Regions from separate parts of the Homo sapiens genome. Here region 2 is linked to region 1. Evidence: chromatin loops called from intact Hi-C (ENCODE). Cell type or tissue: prostate gland. All regions are shown on one strand. Each heading gives the region's core, and the rest is flanking DNA. Links, peaks and the distances in the headings are about the cores only.

Region 1 (4,409 bases), core at 324-4,323:
GAGGGATGGCTAGGACCACTATTGTCCTTGAGGAGATGGAAGGCAGAGAATAGATTTTGAAGAGACAAATGGCCATTAAGGTCTGAAGCAAATGGATTTGGATTTCCTCTTGCAAAACATCCTGAATGAGGGGCTAATGGTTACTTTGAGCCTAAGGTGTGAATCCTCTCTGAAAAAACATGGATATCATTCTATATCATTCTTATAAAACTTGGATAATCAAGGGTTAGAAATTTCAAAAGTTTATTTTAAAAACTTCAAGCGACAAGAAGTCACTTGAAGCTTTTAAAATAAACTTTTGAAGTTCTGTAATTTTTTCGTGACTAAACAATGTTTTTAAAATGTGATAGTTTCTGTGGGCTCTCAACTTGTGAGAAAGTAGAAATGTGATTTCAACATTCAACTGGAATAAGAACTGTATGTTTTATGAGAAAAACAGCTTCTAAACATAAAGTTAATATAAAAACATGGCACTGGCACTATTGTAATAGCACATAAAACAAATTATGGGCAAGCAAAAAAAAAGAGAAAAAGATGCATGGGCATAACAGCAGGCTTTTTCTAAAATTATAAAGATTAAGTTAACCAAAAATTGTAGGGTTAATTGTGAACACCAGTTTCACACACACACATCTATCCATGTACACATGCACACACACATACACACAAACATTTAATGCTTGTTACATGTCACACCTACAATGACTCTTCCAGGTAATTTATTACCCTTACTTATAAACAGATCATGTTAACAGGACAGTATGAAGAATGTTTTCTATTTGCTGCTTCTTCAGATAGTGGCCTTTTATTTCAGTTACTACCTTTCAAATAATCTCTTGGAGTACCGAGGAACAGGTCTGAGCCAGAGGTGAATCAGCTGTTACCACTAAAAAGATGTCCCTGTACACCCCACCACTGTCTTCTCTATGGAAGGAGAATCCAGAGAATTGGAAATGTACCCTCATGACAGAGAAGATCACCTAATTATTAACAGTTTGCTCAGTAATCAAAAGACAACAAAATAAAACAGAGGTCACATAGCTTGCTGTACCTACTCGGAGCTACAGATAGTAATAGAGGAAAAGTTTTTCTAACTATGTGCGGTGATGCATGCCTATAATCTCAGCCACCTGGAGGCCAAGGTGAGCAATTACTTAAGCCCAGGAGCTCTAGACAAGCTTGGGCAACATAGCAAGGCCTCCTCTCAAGAAATAAAAGTTTTTGTGAACTCTAACTCAGTATCTAATGGCATTGACCACATTCACAGTAAAAAGGAAATAGAGACACAACTCAAGATGGAAGAAGGTCAATGGAACCTCAAAAAATCATCCCCACCAGAAGAGCTCCTCTGAGTGTGAGATTCGGATATGCCACAGATATAGCATTGAACCTCTTGAATAACTCCATAGAAATGTATTGCCAAGCAAACTTTAGATCTCACTTTAAAACCTGGCAGTTATTAAGTCTTAAAGAAATCATGGGAAAGTTTCTCCTTCTGTTATTGGAATTTTTTTTTTCTTCAAATACAAGAAGGAAATAATAGTATAATCATTTCTCTTTACATACAATGCACAACCCAAAGAAGTGATACATTGTGAGGTTTCTACTAACATGAATGTTACAGACGCCTAATGCTAATTCTCCCCAGTAATTTATGTTAAAGCTTCCTGCTTTCATCTCAAAATGTGTACTTAAAAGGACAGCCCCAGTATTCCTTTAGGATTATTTCCCCCCAACAAGTAGACAAAATCAATCAACAATGAAATAGTAAAAGTTGTAAACCCATCAAGTTAAGGTGCTTACACCGACAGCGTTACCTGCACACTGACCACAATGACCAAAGATGTGGCCATGGTAACTGCAAAGGACTGGTAGTCAGCAATATGTTGCCCATCTTCTCCAGCCACGTTGTAAAAGGCCCCATAGGGGATGAAGAAAAGGACTAATGAGGTGTAGATTCCATGCAACACGCAAATGAAAAATTTACGCTTGTTAAAAAGCAGATTCAGCTGTCCTGGTTTGTAGAGCTGGGGACAGTCCACGCTGTTCTGGTCACTCACATCCTGTAAACAGAGTGTAATTTCAGTGGAGAAGGATTAAAAAGAGTCAGAGAGGCCTTGTATTCCCTATCTTCAGAAATAGCAAATGCCTGTTTAAACATGTCCTAAAATGCACTACTCACTGGGCCAGAACAGGACATTATCTTGTTTGTATTCCCACAATAAACCAGAAGATAATAAAATGATCTCTACTTTACAGAGAAGGAGCTTGAGTCTCCAAGAGAGATTCATGAGAGGTCACACAGCTCGTAAGTAGCAGAACCAGGGCTTGGTTTGAGCCTAGCTATTTGGCTTCAAATTGAAGTTTCTTTCCTACACTCTCCTGCAGGCTGTCAGAAGCATTCGTGCTCCCAGAATTCCAGCACATCATGTGCAGCCAATGGGCCCCAGAAGTTAATTGTCAAGGTAGTGAGTGGTAGTGACCAGGAGATGACAGCAGAGAGCTGTGGAGTCAGAATTGTCAAATCAGAGCTCATGACTTTGGAGGGAAGTGAGCAGGAAGAAGAGAGCAGGGAAAAGGGGAAACTGCATTTGGGATTCCAGGTGAGAAGGAGGCTGGGATGAGGATCCTACCCAGTGAGAATTTTAACAGCAGTTACCAGGTGTTCAGGACAAAGAAAGAATATAGACAGAATGAGAAGGTGGCACATTTGACACCAACCAGGTCCCAAGAGAAACTAAATGCTTATCAAACCTAATGTGCACACAAATCGCCTGGGAAACAGATTGTGATTCAATAGGGCTGAGGGCCCAAGACTGCATTTCCAGCCAGCTCCAAAGTAATGCTGATAACCACAGTGAGCACCAAAGCCAAATGCCAAAAACCAAAAAGGATGGCAAGAATCAACCACAGGGGACATCAGAGGACCACAGGTGGAGGAGAAGAGGCGAAAGTGGAAGCAACACAGGTGGTGAACTATTGTGGGAGAGGAACATTCCCCTTCCTGCTTGTGGGATGGCCCAGGTCTCTCCAAACAGAGTCCCATGGAAAAACACAGGCATATTCTCTTTAGAAAGTCCTGTTTTTAGATGCTTTTGGATGCTTGTTCCCCTAGTTCAGTGACTGAGGGTTATGTGCGCAGGCTTTGAAACAAGACAGTCATGAGCTCAATCCCTGGTAACGGGTTTAGCTGGTGTGTTATCTTAAACCTGTTACTTAATCCGCCTGAGCCTTGGTTTCCTCATGCCCAGAAATGCAAACAATAACACCTCCCACATGGAACTATCGCCATGATTAAACCAGTATGTAAAGTATTTAGTAGAGTTCTTGCCACATCGTAAGTAATAAATATGCCAGATGCTTCTATAAATAACAATTAATAAAATAATGATAATAACAACAATAGCAATAATGTAGCAACCTCAAAGTTAAGAGGCCTGGTTCTAGTCTTAGCCGTGTCACTTATTGGCTGTGTGGCTTTAGGGAAATGACTCTCCAAGGCTTGGTTTCTGCCTTAAAAAATGAGCAGATCTGTTGATGATTGCTGAGGCCTGTCCAGCATAGCATTCCACGATCCTGTGATCAGTTTAAGGGCCAAGGTTGACAAAGCAGGAAAGGAGAGAGGAGCAGACACTCAACTTGATGGTAATAGGAAGCCTTATTATATTTTTTTTGAATTGCACAATAACCATCTTTTCCCAGAAACTGCTTTATTTTTATTATTTTATTCCACATTCTGGGCAGCTACAAAGCTCCAAGAAAAGAAACACTTGTAAACATGGGCGCTGAGAAATGAATGTGCTTAATCCTTTACATCTAAGGTCTTCAGAAGTTCATTACTTTTTTGTATAATTCCAGAAAATATGCCTTTCGCAAACTGCCCTTTTTACATATGAGAAGGGAGACTTAACAACTGACTACAAAGCCAGCCAAATGGGAGACTGGAGTGAGCTCATAATGTGAAGATTTATATTTTGCAATAGACGGCTTTGGCCCAGAAAATGAGGCCTAGCAAATAGGTCTAACAACAGCCTGGAGAAAATGTGGTCTCCTTAAAAATACTTTTTTAAAAAACAAAAAGTCTTTTTAAAAATAAGACACTCTAATTGTGCCACGGAAATTCCACTGGCTAGTCTTTCACTTCCCCACAGGCAGCCAGACTTTTTCCCCTTTCCAGGAAGTCCCTTCCAAGGCTCTGAGTATGCCAAGGATCTACCATTTTTGTGATTGATCCTCTCCTTTCTCCCCACTCAAGCACATTGATGCTGGGACAAAAGAAATCCATGCTCTTTCTTTCCTTGGCCATGGAGCTTCTCATCCTCCTCTCCCACTGGCAGACTGCTCTACTGGTCTGTGGCTCCTGTTCTGGGCTGTGTGTAACAAGGAAGTCTCACTGCAGATGTTCGCAA
Region 2 (4,409 bases), core at 314-4,313, 110 kb before region 1:
AAGTTCTTCTAGGAGTTTTATTATTTCTGGTCTTGCATTTAATTCTTTCATTTTTAGTTGATTTTTGTATATGGCGTAAGGTCGGTGTTCATTTTCATTCTTTTGCATGGGGATATCCAGTTTTCTCAATGTCATTTGTTGAAGAGACTATCCTTTCCCCATTTTGTAGTCTTAACACCATTATTGAAGATTGTTTGACTGTTGTGATGGTTACTTTTAATCTGTCAACTTGACTGGGCTAAGGGATGCCCACAAAACTGGTAAAACATAATTTCTGAGTGTGTGTGTGTATGTGTATTTCCAGGAGAGATCAGCACTTGCCTTAGTAAACTGAGTAAAAATCACTCTTCCAATATGGGTATCATCTAATCCTTTTAGCTCCTGAAAAGAACAGAAAGGTGAAGGAAGGGTAAATTCGCTCTCTGTTTGATCTGGAACATCCATCTTCTCCTGCCCTGGGATGCCAGCACTGCTGGTTTTTGAGCCTTAGGACTTGGACTGGAAATTATAACATTGGCTCTCCTGGTTCTCAGGCCTTTGGGTTTGAACTGGCACTATACCACTGGCTTTCAGGGACCTCCAGCTTGCAGATGGCAGATTATGAAATTTCTCAACCCCCATAATCAAGTGAGCCCATCCCTCATAATAAATATCTGTCTGGTACTATTTTTCTGGAGAACCATGACTTATAAATCCATATATATGTAAGCTATTTCTGTTCTCCATATTCTGATCTATAATTGGTCTGTCACTAATGACAGTATCATATCGTTTGATTACTGCAGGTTTGTAATATATTTTAAAATTAGGAAGTGTGGGGCTTCCATCTTTGTTCTTCTTTCTCCAGGTTGTTTTGGCTATTTGGAATCCTTGTGGTTCCATATAAACTGTAGAATTGTTTTCATATTTTTAAAAAAAATTTTAACTTTTATTTTAGGTTCATGGGTACATGTGCAAGTTGGTTATATAGGTAAACTCATAACTCAGGCGTTTTTCTGTACAAATTATTTTGTCACCCAGGGACTAAGCATAGTACCTGATAGGTTTTGTTTTCCCCAAACCTCTCCCACTTCCCACCTCTTAGTCTTAAATAGGCCACAGTGTCTGTCGTTCCCTTCTTTCTGTCCATGTGTTCTCATTATTTAGCTCCCACTGTTAAGTGAGAACATGTATTATTTGGTTTTCTGATCCTTCATTAGTTTGCTGAATATAATGGCATTTGCTTTCATCCATGTTTCAACAAAGAACATGATCTCGTTCTTTTTTATGGCTGTGTAGATATTCCATGGTGTATATGTACCATGTTTTCTTTATCCAGTCTACTGTTGATGGGCATTTAGATTGCTTCCATGTCTTTGCTATTGTGAAGTGCTGCAATAAACATACAAATGCATATGTCTTTATGGTTTTTATATTTCTGTAAAAAATGCCGCTGGGATTTTGATAGAGAATGTATTGAATCTTTAGATTGCTTTGGATAGTATGGCCATTTTAATAATATTAATCTTTCCAATCCAAGAACATGGGATATATTTCCATTTATTTTATTTATTTTATTTTTGTCTTTAAATTTAACAATATTACATCTTCAAATCCGTGAGCACTAGATGTCTTCCATTTATTTGTATCTTCTCTAATTTATTTCAGAAATGTTTTGCAGTTTTCAATGTATAAGCCTTTTGTCTCCTTGGTTAAGTTTTTTCCTAAATATTTTGTTCTTATTGATGCTATTTTAAATGGAATTGTTTTCTTAATTTCCCTTTGATTGTTCATTGTTGGTATATAAAAATACAACTGATCTTTGTATGTTGATTTTGTATCCTGTTATTCATAAATTTGCTATTAGTTCTAAGAAGTTTATTCTTGTTTTTGTTTTTTGTTTTTGTGAAATCCTTATGATTTTCTACATATAAAATCATGTCATTTGTGAACAGGGACAATTTTACTTCCCTTCCAATTTGGGTGCATTTTATTTCTTCTTATCGCCTAATTGCTCCCGATAGTACTTCCAATGCTATGGTGATTAGAAGTGGTGAGGGTGAGTATCCTTGTCTTATTCCTGATCTTAGAGGAAAAGCTCTCCATTTTTCAGCATTGAATATGAAGCTAACTATGAGTTTTTCATATATAAACTTTATGAGGTCAATATAATTTCTTTCTACAGGTAGTTACTTAAGTGGGTTTTAAATCATTAATGAGTGTTTAATTTTGTCAAGTGCCTTTTACACACCTATTGAGATGGTCATGTGGTTTTTATATTTCATTCTGTTAACATGGTATATTACAGATTGATTTTCATATGCTGAACCATCCTTGAATTCCACAAATAAATCCCAATTGACATAGTGTATGATACTTTTAATGTGCTGTTGAATTTGGTTTTCTTGTATTTTGTTGAAGATATTTGCATCTATATTCATCAGGAATATTGGCCTTTAGTTTTCTTTTCTTCGTCATCAGGATAATTCTGTCCTCAAAATTAGTTTGGAAGTATTCTTTCCTCTTAAATTTTTTAGAAGAAATTTGAGAAAAGCTGCAATTCTTCTTTAAGTATTTGCAGTAATTCACCAGTGAAACCATCTGGTCTTGGGCTTTTTTTGTTGTTGTGAGGTTCTTTGATTATGGATTTAATCTTTTTGCTAGTTATACGTCTGTTCATATTTTCTATTTATTCATAATCCTGTCTTGGTAAGGTGATAAGGTAGGGGAATAAATTCCTAGAAATTTATTCATTTCTGTTGGTTATACAATTTGTTGGCAATATAACTGTTCTTAGTACTCTCTTATAATCCTTTAATTTCTGTAGCATCAGTTGTAATGGGCCCTATTGCATTTCTGATTTTATTTATTTGAGTCTTTTATCTTTTTTCTTAGTTGGTCTAGCTAAAGACTTGTCAATTTTGTTTATCTTTCAGAAAACCAAAAATCAGCCTTTAGTTGCATTTTTTTAAATTTTTCTAGTCTGTTTTATTTATTTATGCTCTGGTATTTATTATGTTCTTCTACTAAATTTAAACTTAGTTTGCTCTTTTTATAGTTCCTTGAGGTGTAAAGTTAGGTTGTATCTGAGGTCTTTCTTTTTCTTAATGTAGGCATTTATCACTACAAATTGCCTTGTTAGACTTGCTTTTGCTGCATCCCATAATATTGGTATGTTATGTGTCCGTTTTCACATGTCTCAAGATTTTCTTTTCTAATTTCAGGAGACTGTTAGTTAATTTTCACATATTTATGAATTTTCCAATTTTTATCCTGTTATTGACTTTTAGTTTCATACTACTGTGGTTTGAAAAGATACTTGACATGATAACAATCTTTTTAAATTTGTTAGTGCTTGTTTTATGGCCTAACATATGATCTATCCCAGACAATGTTCCATGTGCATTTGAGAAAAATGTGTTTTTTGCTATTGTTACATGAAATATTCTGTATATGTCTGTTATATCATATTGTTCAAGTATTGTTCAAGTTCACTATTTCATTAGTGATATTTGGTCTGGATGGTCTACTCATTGTCAAAAGTAGGGTATTGATGTGCTCTACTATTACTGTATTGCTATCTATTTCTCCTTTTATTTCTCTTAATATTTGCTTTATATATCCAGATGCTCAAATGATGGTTGCATATATATTTTCAACTGTTATATCCTCTTAATGAATCGACCAATTTTCTTAATAAAATGACCCTGAATATGAATATCCATTTTCTTCCCATTTGGGAAGTTTTCAGCCATTATTTATTTAAATAAACTTTCTTCTTATTTTTTTCCTTCCTCTGAAATTCCCATAATGTATAAATGTATATATTGATCTGCTTGATGATATCTCATAAGTCCCTTAAGCTTTCTTCACTCTTTTCCAATTTTTAAAAAATTTTTGATTTCTGACTGTGTAATTTCAAATGACTTCTCTTCAAGCTTATTGATTCTTCTGCTTGATCATGTCTGCTATTGATCCCTCTAGTGAATTTTTCTGTTCAGTTATTGTATTCTTCATGTTCACAGTTTCTGTTTGGTTTGTTCTTTTTTTATATTTCCAATTCTGTTGATATTCTTATTTTGTTCATATATTTTTTAGCTCATAAAGCATTTTTATAACAGTTATTTTTAATTCTTTTTGAGTAATTCATGTACCTCAGTTTCTTTACAATCAGTTATGTATGTATTTTGTTCCCTTCTTTGGGCCATGTTTCCCTGTTTCTTCATGTGTCTCATAGCTGCCTCCAGGCATTCAAACTATACCTGTTTCATTAGCACTTTGAATGAAGGGAGACAGAAAAGTCCACCAGGTATCCCTGCCTTCAAGAAAGAAGTTGTGAGCCAGGACTGTCTCTCCATGGGAAAGGGGGTAGGTAAAGGGAAATTGCCCTATTAACCTGTTTCAATGTGGCTATTCTTTGCTTTGTGCTT

What was found. Peaks named below come from ENCODE experiments on the same cell type or tissue, not always from the same donor. Only the 100,000 strongest peaks of a DNase experiment are listed, where the experiment ranks them.
Region 2: it touches region 1 in a loop (1.8-fold over the local background); 1 of 110 quality-filtered maps calls a loop at or near these places.

What each region holds. Positions count from the first base shown.
Region 1 is chr15:49,874,461-49,878,869 of GRCh38, forward strand. It overlaps ATP8B4 (ATPase phospholipid transporting 8B4 (putative)), which reads right to left. Exons shown (of 28, transcript NM_024837.4): 25 at 1,818-2,063. It overlaps LOC102724587 (a long non-coding RNA gene), which reads left to right and starts at 2,839. Exons shown (of 3, transcript NR_187946.1): 1 at 2,839-2,968. In prostate gland, for the core only: a CTCF peak has its summit at 2,422; no DNase peak of the experiment used is centred there; H3K27ac peaks cover 2,814 bases.
Region 2 is chr15:49,763,039-49,767,447 of GRCh38, forward strand. No RefSeq gene overlaps it. Among named protein-coding and RNA genes, the nearest start is that of DTWD1, 140 kb to the left of the region's middle. In prostate gland, for the core only: no CTCF peak of the experiment used is centred there; no DNase peak of the experiment used is centred there.